Linked DNA regions of Mus musculus: region 1 is linked to region 2. A link is a loop called in an ENCODE intact Hi-C map of the cell type or tissue named here. Cell type or tissue: heart. All regions are shown on one strand. Each heading gives the region's core, and the rest is flanking DNA. Links, peaks and the distances in the headings are about the cores only.

Evidence for each region. Hi-C counts contacts between places; a loop is a spot of excess contacts. Peaks named below come from ENCODE experiments on the same cell type or tissue, not always from the same donor. Only the 100,000 strongest peaks of a DNase experiment are listed, where the experiment ranks them.
Region 1: a loop joins it to region 2, with 2.0 times the contacts of the local background. A loop is called at or near these places in 2 of 42 quality-filtered maps.

What each region holds. Positions count from the first base shown.
Region 1 is chr17:70,703,730-70,712,065 of GRCm38, forward strand. All of the region lies in intron 5 of Dlgap1 (DLG associated protein 1), which reads left to right. The region is part of intron 1 of Gm36746 (a long non-coding RNA gene); the gene reads right to left. Among named protein-coding and RNA genes, the nearest start is that of Gm36746, 9.8 kb to the right of the region's middle. In heart, for the core only: a CTCF peak has its summit at 3,440 (motif pointing right); a DNase peak (open chromatin) is centred at 3,452; H3K4me3 peaks cover 1,183 bases; H3K27me3 peaks cover 1,354 bases.
Region 2 is chr17:70,750,450-70,758,785 of GRCm38, forward strand. The region is part of intron 6 of Dlgap1 (DLG associated protein 1); the gene reads left to right. Among named protein-coding and RNA genes, the nearest start is that of Gm36746, 37 kb to the left of the region's middle. In heart, for the core only: a CTCF peak has its summit at 4,679; DNase peaks (open chromatin) are centred at 992, 3,512, 4,852 and 5,422; H3K4me3 peaks cover 2,580 bases; H3K27ac peaks cover 3,568 bases; H3K27me3 peaks cover 580 bases.

The sequences.
Region 1 (8,336 bases), core at 78-8,077, 47 kb before region 2:
TTATGATGAAAACAGGAACATTCCGCTTACATGGTCGCTGTCCAATATCAAGACACGGTTTGTATAAAGCATGTAGAATCAGAAATGTGACTTACATTTATAGATTCTCAGATTTAAATTACTCAGAGGAACTCTGAGAGATGGCTGGGCCTTTAGAACACTTGTTGCTCTTCCAGATGACCTGAGTTCAATTCCCAGCACCCACATGGCTCCTCACAATCTGTAACTCCATTTCCAAGAGTCTTAGTCAGGGTTTCTATTCCTGCACAAAACATCATGACTAAGAAGAAGTTGGGGAGGAAAGGGTTTACTTATTCAGCTTGCATTTCCACATTGCTGTTCATCACCAAAGGAAGTCAGGACAGGAACTCACACAGGGTAGGAACCTGGAGGCAGCAGCTGATGCAGAGGCCATGAAGGGGTGTTATTTACTGGCTTGCTTCCCCTTGCTGTCTCAGCTTGCTTTCTTATAGAACCTAAGACTACCAGCCCAGGGATGACACCACCCACAATGGGCCCTCCTTCCCTTGATTGCTAATTGAGAAAATGCCTTACAGCTGGATCTCATGGAGGCATTTTCTCAAGGGAGGCTCTCTGTGATAACTCCAGCCTGTGTCAAATTGTCACACAGAAACAGCCAGTAAACCAAGGGACCCTCTTCTGGCTTTCTTGGGCACCAGCACACATGTGGTGCACAGACATACCTGCAGGCCAAACACATAAAATTTCTCACAAAGCTCTGACAATCACGTGCTAGGTTGTGTTTGTAAAGAAGACACACCATTCTTTCTGTTTAGTTCAGAGAATGACAATTGCCCTGCAAATCCTTTGCCACAACCTGTAAGAAGGAACTCTCTCTGCAGGGTGGTGCGTATGACACTCACATGAAAGCCAGGCTGACAGGTCTCAGTGGTCAGGTTGCTGGAATGCACTGGAATTCTAAGGAAGCCAATGGGTGCTCTGTCAGCTGTGTAGAACACTTGGGAGGCAGAGACAGGCAGATCTCTATGAGTTCAAGGACAGCCTGGTCTACAGAGTGAGTTCCAGGACAGCCAGAGCTACAGAGTAAGACCCTGTCAAACAAAACAAAAACCAAAAAGAAAAGAAAAACACAAAGATAAGTGAACATTTAGGATAATGAAGGAGAGATGGTAATTTGTAACAACTGTTCAATGTATAGCTTTCTCTCTGCAGATAATGGTCCATCTTTCCTAGTTAATTCTAGGTTTTCAAAGAATAAGCTATTTGGAGAGGCTCTGCTTTTAGGCAGATGGGGGATTCAAGAAAAAAATTCTATGGTCAAATGTCTCCAGTTCTCGTTTATGCTTATGCAATATTATCACATGTCCTGTGCTTGCTCCTTCAAAGGAGCCAGTGATAGATCCTTTATCTGTGTTCTTAGTGGCCCAGCTATGGCCTGAGATGGAGCTGTGACCTGGAGAGGGGGAAGAGCAGAGCCTCCCAGGCCCAGCACACACTCAAAATGTAGTAATCTGTACCAGTGAAGGACTTCCTTGACTGGCCTCAAGGATGGCACTACCATTGGAGAAGTCTTACCATCTGAGCCATGGCTCCACCTTTGGAAATGTTGCTGTTGTTGTTACTGTGCTCGTGTGTGTGTGCGTGTGTGTGTGTGTGCGTGTGTGGTGTGTGCGTGTGTGGTGTGTGTGTGCATGCACATGCATGTGTGTGTGTGTGGTGTGTGTGTGCGCGTGTGTGTGTGTGTGTGTGTGTATGTGTGTGGGGTGTGCGTGCGTGTGTGTGTGTGTGTGTATGTGTGTGTGTGTGGTGTGTGTGTGCATGCACATGCGTGTGTGTGTGTGGTGTGTGTGTGTGGTGTGTGTGTGCATGCACATGTGTGTGTGTGTGTGTGAATGTGTGTGTGCACTCAAGCACTTATACCACAGCACGCATGTGGAGGTCAAAGGACAACAGTTCTCTCCACTGTTGATCCTGGGACTCAAAACCCTCAGGTTCGGCAGCACACGCCTTTGCCTGTCGGGTCATCTGCATCCGAGGATTTAACAATACCTTATAGAATGGATTGAGCCTTGACCTTCAACAATTCGGGTTTGTTTTGTTTTTCCACGCTGAGGATGGGACCCAGGGCTTTGCACATAGCAGGGAAGAACTCTAGCACTCACCTACAACCCCAACCCAATTCTGAATATCTTTAACCTCTGCTGGTAGAAAATCCATATGGTTCTCTTCACTAGTCAATGCCTGTGGAGTATGAAGCCTTTACGAGGCCCCGGGATGCATCTACCCCTAGCATCCACCTCATTTTGACAGCTGAGGAAAAAGACACAAAAAGATCAAGTGATTTTTTTTTTCCCAAAGTCACAAGGATAGCAGACAATATTGGTACCTGTTGGCTCAGTATGACTCTAAAATGTAAACCCTTGACAGTCAGGAGTCGTGCCTTCTGCCATGATGCTGTTTAATAAATCAATGTGTAATATGAGCAGGGAGGGCACAGTGACCAGATGTCTGTGATCCCGGGACATGAACAGCAGATGCAGAGGATCAGGAGTTCAGGGTCAGCCTTGGTTAGACCTGGAGGCCAGGCTAGGCTACCTGAGAGCCTGTTGTTGTTAAAAAAGAAAAAAATCTAAAAGCAAGCATAGCTGTGTTCAGAACAAAATACTGACTGGGAGAAGGTTCTGTCAGTAAGATGCTGACCTCAAATTCAATTCCCAGAACCCATGTAAATATCAGGCTACAAGGGAAGGTGCCAGGAGACACCCCACACACACAAACGTGCATTCACACACCTGTGTGTACACACACATACACACACACACACACACACACACACACACACACACACACACACATGAACACACTTCTCTTTCCCACCCAGAAGTTGACTTCTTGCCTTGGGTAGGGTTGCTGTATTGATCAAGCCCTGATGCTTTCGCCCCGTGTGGACGGTACGCAACTGTTTATTACTGGACACGTTTTTACTGAACAGAAGCCTCATCCCAGCGGCTGCAGATGCAGTTCAGGAATATTCCATGCCCTTGCCTTCCCATACAGTCGGAGAAGCTTGACAGCAGAGAGGCATCCAACACCTATCACGAAGCAATCGCTGAAGAGAAGTCAGGAAAGGTTTTCTAGCCCGGGCCACTTTTGAGTTGACTGAAAAGAAGCAGGGTGCAGTAACCACACGACCACCAATATTAAAAACCAGCAGATTCAAATCTGACTTATTTCTTTTCGAAGCTTCTGGAACATTCAGAAGGCCAGGCACAGAGTGGGGAAGGAGGAACTTTAATTCCGAAGTTCCCTCCCAGGTCTGGCTTAGGGTTTAAAACTGCCTTTCAATCCTGTACTGCCAAACTTCTCCATGTGCGGAAAACTGGAAGCTCCGCCTTTCATGGATGTGATTGACGGCTCTGGCTTCCTGGGCAAAGACGTAGTAACAGCACATGGACGCCAGGGGGCAATACGGTCCCGCCGAGGACTTGGGAACCTGAAGCATTTGTGACATCTCTGTACCTAAAAGGAATCCTTTAGAGTACCACGAAGGAACAAGAGCACTCTAAATGCACTTTCACCGGAATAGCCCGTCGGCACCGGTGCTGAGCTGCCATCTCTGCATAGTTTGTTGACTTTGCTTAATGCAGCTGCCGGATCTTTTCTGCCCTCTTGCCTAGTAAGTCCTTGAGCCCCAGCCAGCCCCAGCCAGGTCGTTCAAGGTGCTACCCGAGATCAGGTCCTCTGCCTGCATACAGAGTCAGCTTCCATGCCCCTGCGGCCCAGCCACTGCAGCGTTTCAGGTCATTCCAGTCCCAGGCATCATTTTGTTTCCAGTTCGCAGCTGCCAGGTGTCTGCCCTCACTTAACCCGCAAGGATGAAAGATCAAAGGTGTGCCTGCATCTGCCTTCTGTCCCTGCGCTTTCAAATGGTACACATTCAAAAGATATAAATGCGGTATTGTGCACCCTGGAGGGAGTGGTGGGGCAAGGATCAGAGGTGGCACCGGGCACCGGTTCAGAACACGTGGCTATTAGAAAATGAGGAGAGCAATCTCTGCAGCTCCGAAGCTCTGACCTGGTGAAGCGTGTTCAACTTAAAAGACAAAGACTTTTTTTTGCGAGTGGATGGACTCCCCCTATCTCCAACTACAGACATCGGGTCCACAGAACCAGGTGGCGAGTGTGACTCAGTGGTAGACCGCCTGCCTATGGGAACTGAGCAAGCAGGAAAAATAAATGAATCTCACGGTGTTAAAGCATCCACAAGGCTAGCCCAGTGTGCTCGTGCCTGTTGGAGACAGACACTAGCAGATCTGAGTTCCTGGCCAGTCAGGACTACTTAGTGAAACCTTGCCTTTGAAAAAGAAAGAAAGGGGGAGAGGAAAGAAACAGAAGGAGGGAGGGAAGGAGGGAGGGAGGGAGGGAGGGAGGGAGGGAGGGAGGGAGGGAGGGAGGACCCACAAAGCTTGGTTAACGCTTGGAATATTGGAAAGCGGGATGCTATGAATCTGGACCCCAAGTCCCTTGGGCAATCTTTAGCCCCTTAACAGTCATTCATTGCCCACCCATGTTTGACCTTGTAACACCCTTGTGACTATTCAGGTAAATCCTTCTGGAATGTTCTAACAGGCTACACGCTTCCTCCAACCCAGAGGCTAAGAATGCCATCAGATTGCACCTAAGATCGGAGTTATCCCCCTCAGCAGTCATACCTAATAGTCTCACCAATATATTTTTTAAATGTCTTGATTTATGACTTTGTTCTGTAACTATAAAAACTTCATCAAGCTGGGCAGTGGTAGCACATGCCTTTAACCCCAGCACTTGGGAGGCAGAGGCAGGTGGATTTCTGAGTTTGAGGCCAGCCTGGTCTACAGAGTGAGTTCCAGGACAGCCAGGGCTACACAGAGAAACCCTATCTCGAAAAATAAGAAAAAAAACAAAAACAACTTCATCAAACTGTTAGCACATTGGAGAGAGGCATCTACCATGGCCATTCATAGCTGGCTCCAGAATAAACTCTCATTCCCTTTGAGGTGAGAGCTGTGTTTTTGTGTCAAGGCTCTGGATTCCACGCCCTACACAGTTGTGTGTGTGTGTGTGTGTGTGTGTGTGTGTGTGTACAGATGTATTTGTACAAGTGTGTCTGTGTGTATGCACATGTGTTTGTGTATGTGTACTGATGTGTGTGTGTGCCTGTGTGTATATATGCATGTGTGTGTTTGTGTGTGTGGATGGATATGTATATTTGTATGTGTGGATGGATGTATATGTACATGTGTGTATGAATGTTGTGTACGTGTGTGCGTATATGTGTATGGATGTGTGTATACGTGTGTGTACAAATGTGTATATGTGTGTATGGATGCATCTGTGTGTATGTGTGTGTGTACAGGTGTGGGTGTGTGTACAGGTTCTGTGTGTGTGTGTATGTGTGTGGTATAGAGGAGTGAGAGGTATAAAGGAAGACACTTTGAAATTATAGAATGGAAGTTATAAAGACATCGATGAAGACATTTGCTTATGTAACTAATAGAAACAGTGACAAGAGATGCAGGAAAACTGTAGAGAGCCACTTTCCAAGGGAGCCACATTTCCCGTACCTATGGGAACAATAAGTCGAGGTGCATCCCCAAGAGGAAGTGAACAAAACTCTGAGCACAGTTACTGTGGGAAGTGGCAGCTTTGCCCGGCCCTGAGATTGCAGCTTCCTTCTGCTGTAGATGTGGGGTGAAAAATAGCTCCTGACCCAGCAAAAAACAGGTTATAACTTCAACTTAGAAGTGCTTCAGTCTGACCACCACTAACTTCTCAGGACTCCCAAGAAAGCCCCCTGTCCCTATTTCCCCTAAAACCATAAATGAGAGATAGCACAAATTGCACCTGACCCTTGCAACCCCGAACCCACACATTCCCAGGGGCTTCTCATGGCCTCTTTTCCTGGGCTTCCTGAGTTTTCGGGGGTGACCAGCTGCGCCCACAGACCATAGCTGAGCGATTAATAAGTCACACATACTTGCCCACTTCCTGTGGCTGGGAATCCAGGTTTGCACAGCACATGAGCAAAAAGAATAGTGGTGAGTTATTAAGGCTGTGTCGAGGAGGGAGTCCTTATCAACAGCATCAGACAATCAATTCATCTGCTTGACAAATATTTATCCAGCACTTGCTGAAGCCAGGAATCCCACTGTGATCAAAGGGAGCCTCTGTTCTCATGGGGTTTACATTCTAGAGGTGAGTAGTGGCATGGCTCAAATCATCAAAGATGACTGTGCTCCCGGAAGAGAACTTGGGACCGATAGGAGAATCGCTGCAAGGAGGGAGCAAAGAGAGAGGCTCGGGGAAGCTTCTGGAGAAAACCCTCATGCACTAAGCAGGCAACGATGGATAAATGGAGAAGAAGCTCCAGCTAGCTAGCTTTCAGGGACACAAAAGAATGGCGTGGCCAGGCTGTGGGGACAATCTCAGGTGAGACCAGTCAGGTCTAACTTGCTTAGCTGTTGCCATGAAATGTGTCACCCTGCAATGCATAGAGGCTCGTAAATAGACTTTTTTTTAAAAAATCAGATTCTGCATTTTAATCAGAAATGATTACAGTCATTTCTAGTTGGATCAGAAATGTCCCCAGCATCTCATGCGTGAGGGCTTCGTCATCAACCTGTGGCTGTACTAGAAGATAATGGAACGATGGAAAGTTAGTAGGGACGTGTTCCTGAAGGAGATCCTGGCACTCCATCCCCAGAACTCTTTGTTCTCTCTGTCTGTCTCTCTGCCTCCTCTCTCCTTCCCTCCTTCCACCACCACCCTTTTTTTTTAGCTTCTTTAAGGTGAGCAATCCTCAACCATTGTGCCCCACCCTGCCACCATGATACAACACGCCACCACAGACCCACCTTTCCTTTCATAGCATCCACTACCTCCCCGCAGTCTATTCAATTATGAATCTATCAGTGGCTCGAGACACTTATTGATTAGCCAAATATCCTTCTGACTCAATCACTCTTGACATCCCAGCCCTCTGCATTGCCTTGAGGACTAAGCTTTCCACGCAAGTGCCTTTGGAGGGCATGCCTGTCCATATCAGAACAAACACTTCCATTCTAGACGAGGCACCATAGTGATCAGTGGCCAGCGGCTGTTCTGAAACCCACAGGCTTCCCATTCCTCAGCTGAGGAGCCCAGGCCTGGTCCCTTAGGGACAATTTTTTCACCACTCTTGGGTCTACTCATCAGAATTTTGTCACATGTTCTGAGTTGTCCATTTTCCATCAACTTCTCAGCCCATTTTATGACTGTGCCCATTGAACTTGCCCTGAACCTTGTCCATCCAAAGGTGTGGCCCCTGGTTCTGTTCATCTTTGTGGCCTACCACTGGGTCTTACTGGACATCTCTCTGCTAAACAAGATATGTCTACAGTTCTCTTCAAAGTGGAGCTGGGGATCAGAACCTTTGGAATTCCTCAAAGTCTTTTTTTTTTTTAATCGATTTTAGGAACACCAGAGGACACATGGTTAAATGTTTCTGATGTAATAAAAATTTTTCTTTTTTTTTATTAGATATTTTCTTCATTTACATTTCAAATGCTATCCCAAAAGTTCCCTATACCCTCCTCCCACCCTGCTCCCCTCCCCACCCACTCCCATTTCTTGGCCTTGGCATTCCCCTGTACTGGGGCATATAAAGTTTGCAAGATCAAGGGGCCTCTCTTTCCAATGATGGCCAACTAGGCCATCTTCTGCTACATATGCAGCTGGAGACATGAGCTCTGGGGGTACTGGTTAGTTCATATTGTTGTTCCACCTATAGGTTTGCAGACCCTTTCAGCTCCTTGGGTACTTTCTCTAGCTCCTCCATTGGGGGCCCTGTGTTCCATCCAATAGCTGACTGTGAGCATCCACTTCTGTATTTGCCAGGAAAGAGACAGCTATATCAGGGTCCTTTCAGCAAAATCTTGCTGGCATAGTAATAACTTTTTAAAGGATCATAATAGCCATCTCTTAAAATGTAATAGTTAATTTTTTATATTTTTATTTTGGCATTTTGGCTTAGCAAGTCCTGGCTCTTTGTATTTCCTCTAAATGATTTTTTAAATATAGGTTTTGGTTGGTTTGTTTGTTTGTTTGTTTGTTTGTTTAAACTCTTCTTTATCGGCCTGGAACTCATCATACATAGCTCTAATGGGGATACAGGAGGCATTTAAAACACTGAAGTTGGATATCTTGTGGGCTGAGTGCAGCTCTAAGGGAGAGCCCTTCTCTGGCACATCTGAAGGCCTGAGCTTGATTCCCATAATACAAGTAAAAGCATACATTTCGTAGGTCTAGCTCCCCCTCTACTAGAGGGATATGTGACT
Region 2 (8,336 bases), core at 239-8,238:
CTCACAATGTAGCAGAGGCGAGCCTTAACACCTGATCCCTCTGCCTCTACCTCTCCAGAGCTAGGACTACAAGTGTTCACCTATTATTAGACAGCAGATACAGTGGCATGTCTGAAAAATAAGTAGGCTTCAGTGGGAAGGACATCTTCCAGGCCAGGTCTATCCTGGGAGAGCTGGGGCAAAACAACCTCTCTCTTGGCCTCCCCCCCCCCCCCACACACACACACACACTTTTAATCTGCTGACTACACCCTCCTCTGCAGGGTTGTTTTTGGAATTCAAAGAGACCAGCTACAGCCTTGGGTTCATTAACACACAGTGAATGGGGGATAGAGGTTGGAGTAACTTGATAACAATTTTAATCTTGACTTCAAAGGGACTGGAAGGTTGCTGGGTTTTGTTTCGTTTAACTGAAAATTTTTGGCAAATGACAAGCATCCGCGCCCCACCTGTCTCTTTATCCACGCTAGAAATACATCCCTGTACATGGTAGGTGTGTGCTCTACGGCAGGGCTATACGCTACGGAGGCAGGGCAAGTTCAGCCGTCAGGGATACTTTAAATAGTCTTGTAGTCAGAAAGATCCCCCAGGAGCACCTGGAAAGTTTCTTCCGATTTGTGCCCTCGGCTGTCGAGGAGCAGCAGTTAAAGAGAGTCTGTCCTTCTCAGGGCTGCTCTTGCTATCTGAGTATGCATAAGAAACCCGCATCCTAACACGCATCCTTTCTCTGAGGCCATTACAGATTAACTTGTAGAGTTTTCCCTTTGAAAAAGGAGGAAGGAGTGAGATGAATAATTAAGAGCTAACCTTCAGAGACCCTGGGAGGCTTGCACCTCCCACAGGCCCCGCCCTCCCCGGACCCTGCTGGAACTAACCGGAAGGAAAGAACGGTTTCCTTTCTGGCTTCTCCACAAATCGCGGTTTCCAAGGCACAAGATTCCCGACCTCCTTCTTCAGGCCGCTCTCAGTGCCAGGCACTGAGACAAGGAGGCATCACCTGAGGCTGAGATTTAGCAGACCCGGGCTCCCGTAGATGTGATTTGTGAACAGGCCTCTCACTTCCTGAAGCAGCACAGAGGACTACCATGCGCTGGATACTCTCCTCCCATTCCGGAGCGCGCTATGGCCTTGGCCCCAGGAAGAGTGAATCGCGGCTGAGATCTGTTTACTAAACCCAGGCCGGCAGACGTTTGTGGTCCCCATTTGGGTTTGTCCTAACACTCAGGGACTCCATGCTAGTTCTGTTGAAATGAGAAGGGTTCTTGGAAAGATGCCATGATAAAACCCAAATCGTGAGTGTAACCTAAAATAAGAGACTTTCAAACCAGGCTGAAGATGCAGCTAAGTTTGTGGAGTACTTGACTAGCATGCAAAAAAAAAGTAATGGTTTTAGTCGCAGTACTTCGTTTAACAAAAAAAAAAAAAAAAAAAAGGCTTAGTGGTCCATGCCTGTAACCCCACCCCTTAGGAGGTGAGTAAGATCAGAAGTTCAAGGTGGTTCAAGCTCAATATCAAAACAAAACAACGAAGGTTCTCAGAAGGGAGAACAACTACCTTGGTGTGTCTGTGATCCCAACCCTTGGCAAGTTTGAAGCTGGAGGATGAGGGGCTCGAGGTCAGCTTCGAGTACACAGCGAGTTCTAGGGCAGCCTAGGCCGTGGGAGACAAAAACCCAGTAATGATGAGTGGAAAGAACTCGTGGGAAGCAAAGCAGTCACAGATAAGGGAGGTTTGGTATCCCGGGCCCTCAGCAGCAATCTCATCGGACCTGAGTGCACCACCAGGCAGACAAGGGAGGATGTTAGCTGGATAAGGCACAGGAGTAGAGATACGTTCCTCATGTTGATGAGAATAGAATCCCAGGCCTCAGGCATGGATGACTATCCAAGCATCTCAACACTGGCGTTCGACGTACTAGCTCTGTGGCAAAAGCTGACTAGTCGTAGCTGAACTTAGCCAGCACTTGACGAGTGCCAACAGAACTGGCCACAACTGCCTATGTAGTAGCTTTGGTAGCTTTGGAGCATTGACTGTAGAACACCCTCATGTGCTGTGTCCTAGTGTACTAGAACATTCAGCTACTGTCTCTTGTATAGTATTTGCATGTAGCCTGTTGCACATCCGGCAATATAAGCCATTTTGAGATTACTTCTTACAGAAATTCAATTTCTTTCTAACTGCAAATGCTTTATAAATATTGTTTTTTTTTATTTTGTGGTTCTAGAGAGCAAACCCAGGACCTGCCCAATACCAGCTAAGCACTCTACTACTGAAATAGACATATATATATATATATATATATATATATATATGTATGTATGTATGTATATATATACTCTAATACTGATATAGACCCATAAGCCTCACTCGGGATGGCCTGGAACTTGCTATATAGACTGCAAAAACCTCAAACTCATAGAGATCCTCCTGCCTCAGCCTCCCAAGTTCTGGGCTTACAAGTATTCACCAACCCAATGTTAGTTTTCTGAGACAAATATTCAACTTGTAGCACAGGCTGGCTTTCCATTTGCAATCTCCCCTGCCTCAGCCTCCTGCATGGTAGGAATTATGTGGACATACACCAAGCAAATACTTGTTATACTGTCTGTATATAGAGAATAGCAAAGAAAAGTCTGTGCGTGTTCAAAAATGAGTCAATTCAAGACAGATCAGATTAGATTAAAGGCCGGTTTCTTGGGAAGCTGCTCTGGAGGTGGGGGGAGACGGGGAGGGGAGAAAGAGTCCTCATACAAAGAGGGAAAAGGAGAGGAAAGAGAGAGACCCAAACGTCAGGATTAGATAGGAAGGAGCCACTAAGGGAATGGCAGCCCAGCCCTGGACTGGAAAATTCAATGATGGGAGCAGGGTATGCCAGGTAGGGAGTGAGGGATGCTGGGAGAACCTGGAGGCCAGGTCTGCTTTGATATATATACACCTCAGTTGCTTGTCCAGGGGTTCAAAACCAAACACTTGAACTTCTGATATTCCTGAGCTACAGGTATGTGCCACCACACCCAACGGGCAGCCGGCTTTTGTCAAAACTCAGTCTGCCCTGAGGGCTTGGTAGACCAGCTGCCCAAACAGGAAGCCTTATATAATTCTGTAACCCTGACCTTGGGCCCTGAATCTCTCTCTTCTGTAAACAGTCCATTCAACTCAGGAAGGCCTGTAGGCCAGACGGGGACATATTTTGAAAAACACACAATTACAAATGCTGAAAAAGAAAAAAAGAAAAAAGAAAAAAACAAAACAATTCCCTAAGCGTAAGAGGAAGTGACTGTGTCTGAGTCAGGGGTAGAAAAAAATCCAGAAAGTCATGGAACAAATGGCAATGACATCTTCCTGGTGATGAATGTGCCAGGACGGCCGTCTGTGTGCACAGTTGACTCAATAGCACCTGTTGGCAAAGCCGGGAGATGAAGTGCTAAAGAGATCGTATTCCCATCTGGGAACAACACCCGCTGCCTGGGAAATTAGTAACCCTGAAGACCGAAATGTCCCTCCCGATTTCAACACACGGTTCCCTGGCTCTAGAAAGGCTGTGTGGTTCACACAGGCCAGCGGCCCTACCAAGCTTACTCAGACCCCCCGGCCTTAACCTTTGCCCTTACACGATGTGGGCAAAAACAACTCTAACATCTCATGGTTTCAGGCATGGGCTGGTTTTGGCTTATAGTATTATTTGATTGTCAAGCTTCGTGGAGGTCTATACTACAGGGCTCAGACCTTAACCCCTGGACCCCGCGCCTTCTGAAGAGACACCTCCAGCATTCTTCAGTGTCCTCTAATTTAGTTAATTAATGAAAGTTTCTGAGAGGACCAGGTACTTTGATCTGAACCTCTCAAGCTTCCGTGTACCGTTTCCAGATGCAGAGCCAGGAAGCGCTGGGTCCTGTGGGCTAACAGCGACTCGGGACTGGGCCTCCATTTCTGCCCAACATTGGAAAGGGGGTAGGGCAGTGTCTAAGAGGATCAGACAGCCTAAAAACACAGCCGCTGGCATTTTACTGGGTGTAGCTGCAGTCTGGGAAGCTGATCTGGCAGTGTGGAAATCTTCAGTAATCCTTATAACACAGGAACCCAGCAGGGCTGACTGGGAAAGCTTCAAAACCCAAAAGGTGTCTGTATGTGGAATATACGAGACAAACAGGGAAAATGGGAGTAATTACAGCAGGAATCACGTTTTGTTGATGCTTTTTCAAGACAAAGCCTGAGTAAGGAGTCCAGGCTGGTCTTGAACCCTGGTCTTCCCACATCGGCCTCAAAAGGAAGAAATCACAGGCCCGAGCCTCCTGCAATGTTTACCAGACCCTGTTCCCAGTATTCTCCCTCACTGATTCTGGGGAGGAGGGGGGCGTCTGAGTCCAGAGGTTTCATTCCGTGGATAATTGTCAATGTGCTTAAATAAAAGTGAAGACTCTCTACAGGTAGATCTGCTAGCGTTTACCTTTAATTTCCGCACTCAGGAGACAGAAGCAGCCTAGTCTACATAGTGAGTTCCAGGACAGCCAAGGCTAAATATCTACCATATCTCGAAAACAACAACAAAAATGGGGACATTTTGAATGGATTCCATCTCTGCACCAGAGACAGGTCGGCACACTTCCACAAAACTTACCAGCGGGAACTGCCGCGGAGTTCCGAACACGTGCATGTTGTTCCGATGTTGGCCACCAGGGCGTGCGAGAGAGCAGGACAGCCTGCAGCACTTAAGTTTGTTTTCCCAGACTTTGTCTTGGGAGGGAGGAGGTTGGGTGCGGGGGCAGTTAGGCGAGATGCAGCTGGCTCAAAAACAATCCGTTTGTTCCCTGAAATTATCCCACTCGCCTTTTAGAAGTCAAAGGTTGCCACGTTACCTGTTGCCAGGTTCCTAAGAGTGCTCGGGGGAAAATGTGGGTGAGAATGGCTCTCCTGAAGCCTGGTGGGGTTTCAAGCTTTGCCCAACACTGACGCTGACATTTGGAGGGCAGCTGCGACGGATCTGAGTCTAGTTTGGTTGCAGGTCTAATAGAGTGGCTGTGACTTACATCCTTTACAGGCATCAAGTGCCTGGGGCTTCCCCCCACCCCACCCCCTTCTTTTAATGGCACTTAGCTTTCAGATTCCTCCCCTCCCGGGATTTCTATACAGTGCACGCTCTGTGCAAACCAGCCACGCCTCCGGAATTCCAAGTTTTGTAGCAACCTTTTAGTTGGGAATATATATGTATTATGTTTTTATATATAGATATGAATCCCAAACATTGCGTCCAAGAGACAAGCCTTTCCTTTCTTCCTGCCTCTGAGAACAATGTTTTGTTTGATTAGCCCGGGCAATGGGGCTCTCCCTCGAAAAGGCGGGGGCTATCAGTTGAATAGATCTTCAAGCCAGACATGCCGAGGCTTGGGGCGTTTGTCTGGCATTAGGAAGTGTCTGGGATCCTGGTAATCACCAACTGGCGAGGGTGTGGATGACTGCAAGAGTTATTGCCGGCCCCTCCCTCCTCGGCTCGCTCAGAGCCGCTTCCCCCCCCCCCCCCATTCAGTGACAGGGAAAAGTGTTTTCCGTGGAGGATGCCTTGAGTGGAAGTCATTCTCACACAGGCACCTCCCAGGAGCCAGAATGCATACTAACTACTGTGGGGTGCACTGTACCTCCCAGAGGTGGGCTGGCAAGCGAGTGCGCCTCACCAACCACCAGGATCTCTCTGGGTGGCCTGAAAAGGGGGAAGCTGTAAATATTTTTGAAATAGGGCAGTAATTTTTCCATGTGGACTCTGTTGGGCAGAGATTTTGCAAGGTTTTGTTAATTTTTTAGAACTTATATATACTTAGGTATTTTCTCTTTTTAAAATTGTTTGTTTGTTTGGTAGTTCTGAGGATTAAAGGCAGACCTTTTTGAGACTGCAGCAAGATTTCTACATAGCCCTGGCTGTCCTGGAACTTGCTATGTAGACCAGGCTGGCCTCAAACTCACAGGGATCCGCCAGCTGGAGAGATGGCTCAGAGGTCCAGAGCACTTGCAGAGGACCTGTGTTCCATTCCCAGCACTTACGTGAGGGCTTTTGACCATCCCGACACCAGCTGCACGGGATCCGGTCCACAGGCAGCAGGTATGCATGTGGTGGACAGAATACACAGGGGGGGGGGCGGGGGGGGAGGTAAAAATCATATGCATAAATTTAAATAAATCTTTTAAAGAAAGAAAGAAAATTGTCTGATCTGTGCTTGTGCGCCTTCCCAGGAAATGAGTCGTCACTACAGAATAATGTCCTTCTGTTCTGTGTATGAACAATGTGTGACTACACATCTTACAGATTTGTTTTGTTTGTTTATTTGTAATATTACACACACACACACACACACACACACACACACATACACATCATGTAGGCATCAAGCTCACAGAAATCTGCCTGCCACTCTAGTGTCAGGATTAACCACTAAGCCTGATGTTTTTGTTGTTGCTGTTGTTAATTAAAACTGCATCTATTTATTTTGTATGTGTATGGGCATATGCATGCCACGATGTGCATGTGGAAGCCAGAGGACAACTTTTGAGAGTCGGTTGTCACCTTCTGCCATGTGGGTCTCTGGGGATCGACTCAGGCTGTGAAGCTTGGCAGCTGGTGTGTTTACGATCGAGCCCTCTCTCAGACTCATGCAGGTCTTGTTCTTTTAATTTCTCTCGTTTGTTTTGTATGCACTTGTGTGATCTCATATGTGCGATCTGGTGTGCATTGGAAGATCAGAGTACCACTTGCAAGATCTGGTTCTTTCTCTCCACCACGTGGTTTTAGGGTGAACTTGATTAATAACTGCTTTTATACAAGTTCAGTCTGGTAGCAGCCTGGGACTCAAGGGGAAAACTGTAGGTTAGCAAGCTTGTGGTCCTGGGTTCAAAGATCTAATACCACAGAAACAACACCAATAAAAGTCCCTCGCAGGGCTGGTGAGATGGCTCAGTGGGTAAGAGCACCCGACTGCTCTTCCAAAGGTCCAGAGTTCAAGTCCCAGCAACCACATGGTGGCTCACAACCATCCATAATGAGATCTGACTCCCTCTTCTGGAGTGTCTGAAGACAGCTACAATGTACTTTCATATAATAAATAAATCTTTAAAAAAAAAAAAAAAAAAAAAAAAAAAAAAAAAAAGTCCCTCGCAGACACCTGCACAAACTAGCTCATACACACACTTATTCACATAATTTAAAATAAATCTTAAGTGGGGACAAAGAGACCAACAAGAAGGTGGTCCCTGCCCCTGCTCGCCTGTGTGTTCAATGACCACCTAACATCTGTCCTTAGGAGCTGACAGAGGATGACCAAAGTGGGCAGAGTCTACATGAACTTCCAGAAAGCCTTCTCCTGACCCACCCACCACCACCACCACTCCACCCCCACCCCGGAGTTCCCTGAGGCTTGCCACACCAGCACTGTCTTTCATTGAGAAAGTAGACAACTGGGCTGGAGAGATGGCTCAGAGGTTAAGAGCACAGACTGCTCTCGCAGAGGTCCTGAGTTCAATTCCTAGCAACCACATGGTGGTGTAAGACTCCGGGGAGCCTTAGCTTATCAGGGACCCCCAGAGTGAACCAGGTAGAGTTGAGATCAGTGCAAAAAGCAAGAGGAATTTATTGTTCCAGTGCACTGGAGTCTCACCATCACTCGGGCAGCGAGTGATGCAACTAGGCACAATATGATTGGCGGGACGGTGCACGCTTTAAACTGATTGGTCTTTAGGGAATGAGATGACTAGGATTTCCCTTGTCTGAAGGCGGGCAAGGGTCTGTCCTGCATCCTGCAGAATGTGTCCCCACCCTCAGGTCAGATCCTGCCCAGTGGTCTGAGAAATGTCAATTAGCCTCTCCCTTTTGGAGGGGCAAGTGTTTCATGGCCTTTGCAAAGTTGCAAAGCTGACATGTGACTCACAACCATCTGTAATGGGATCTGATGCACACTCTACTGGTGTGTCTGAAGACAGCTACGGTGTACTCATATAAATAAAAATAAGTGAATAAATAAATAATATTTTAATAACTTTGAGTTAAGTATGGGAGTCCACTCCAGTACTACCAGCACATTGGAGCAGAAGGATGAAGAGTTCAAATCTTGCTGGGGTGCACACTGTATTCTGAGGTACACACTGTGTGCTGGGGTGCACACTGTATGCTGGGGTACGCACTGTGTGCTGGATTCCACACTGTATGCTGGGATACACACTGTGTGCTGGGATACACACTGTATGCTGTGGTCCACACTGTATGCTGAGATACACACTGTGTGCTGTGGTCTACACTGTATGCTGAGATACACACTGTGTGCTGGGATGCACACTGTATGCTGGGGTGCACACTG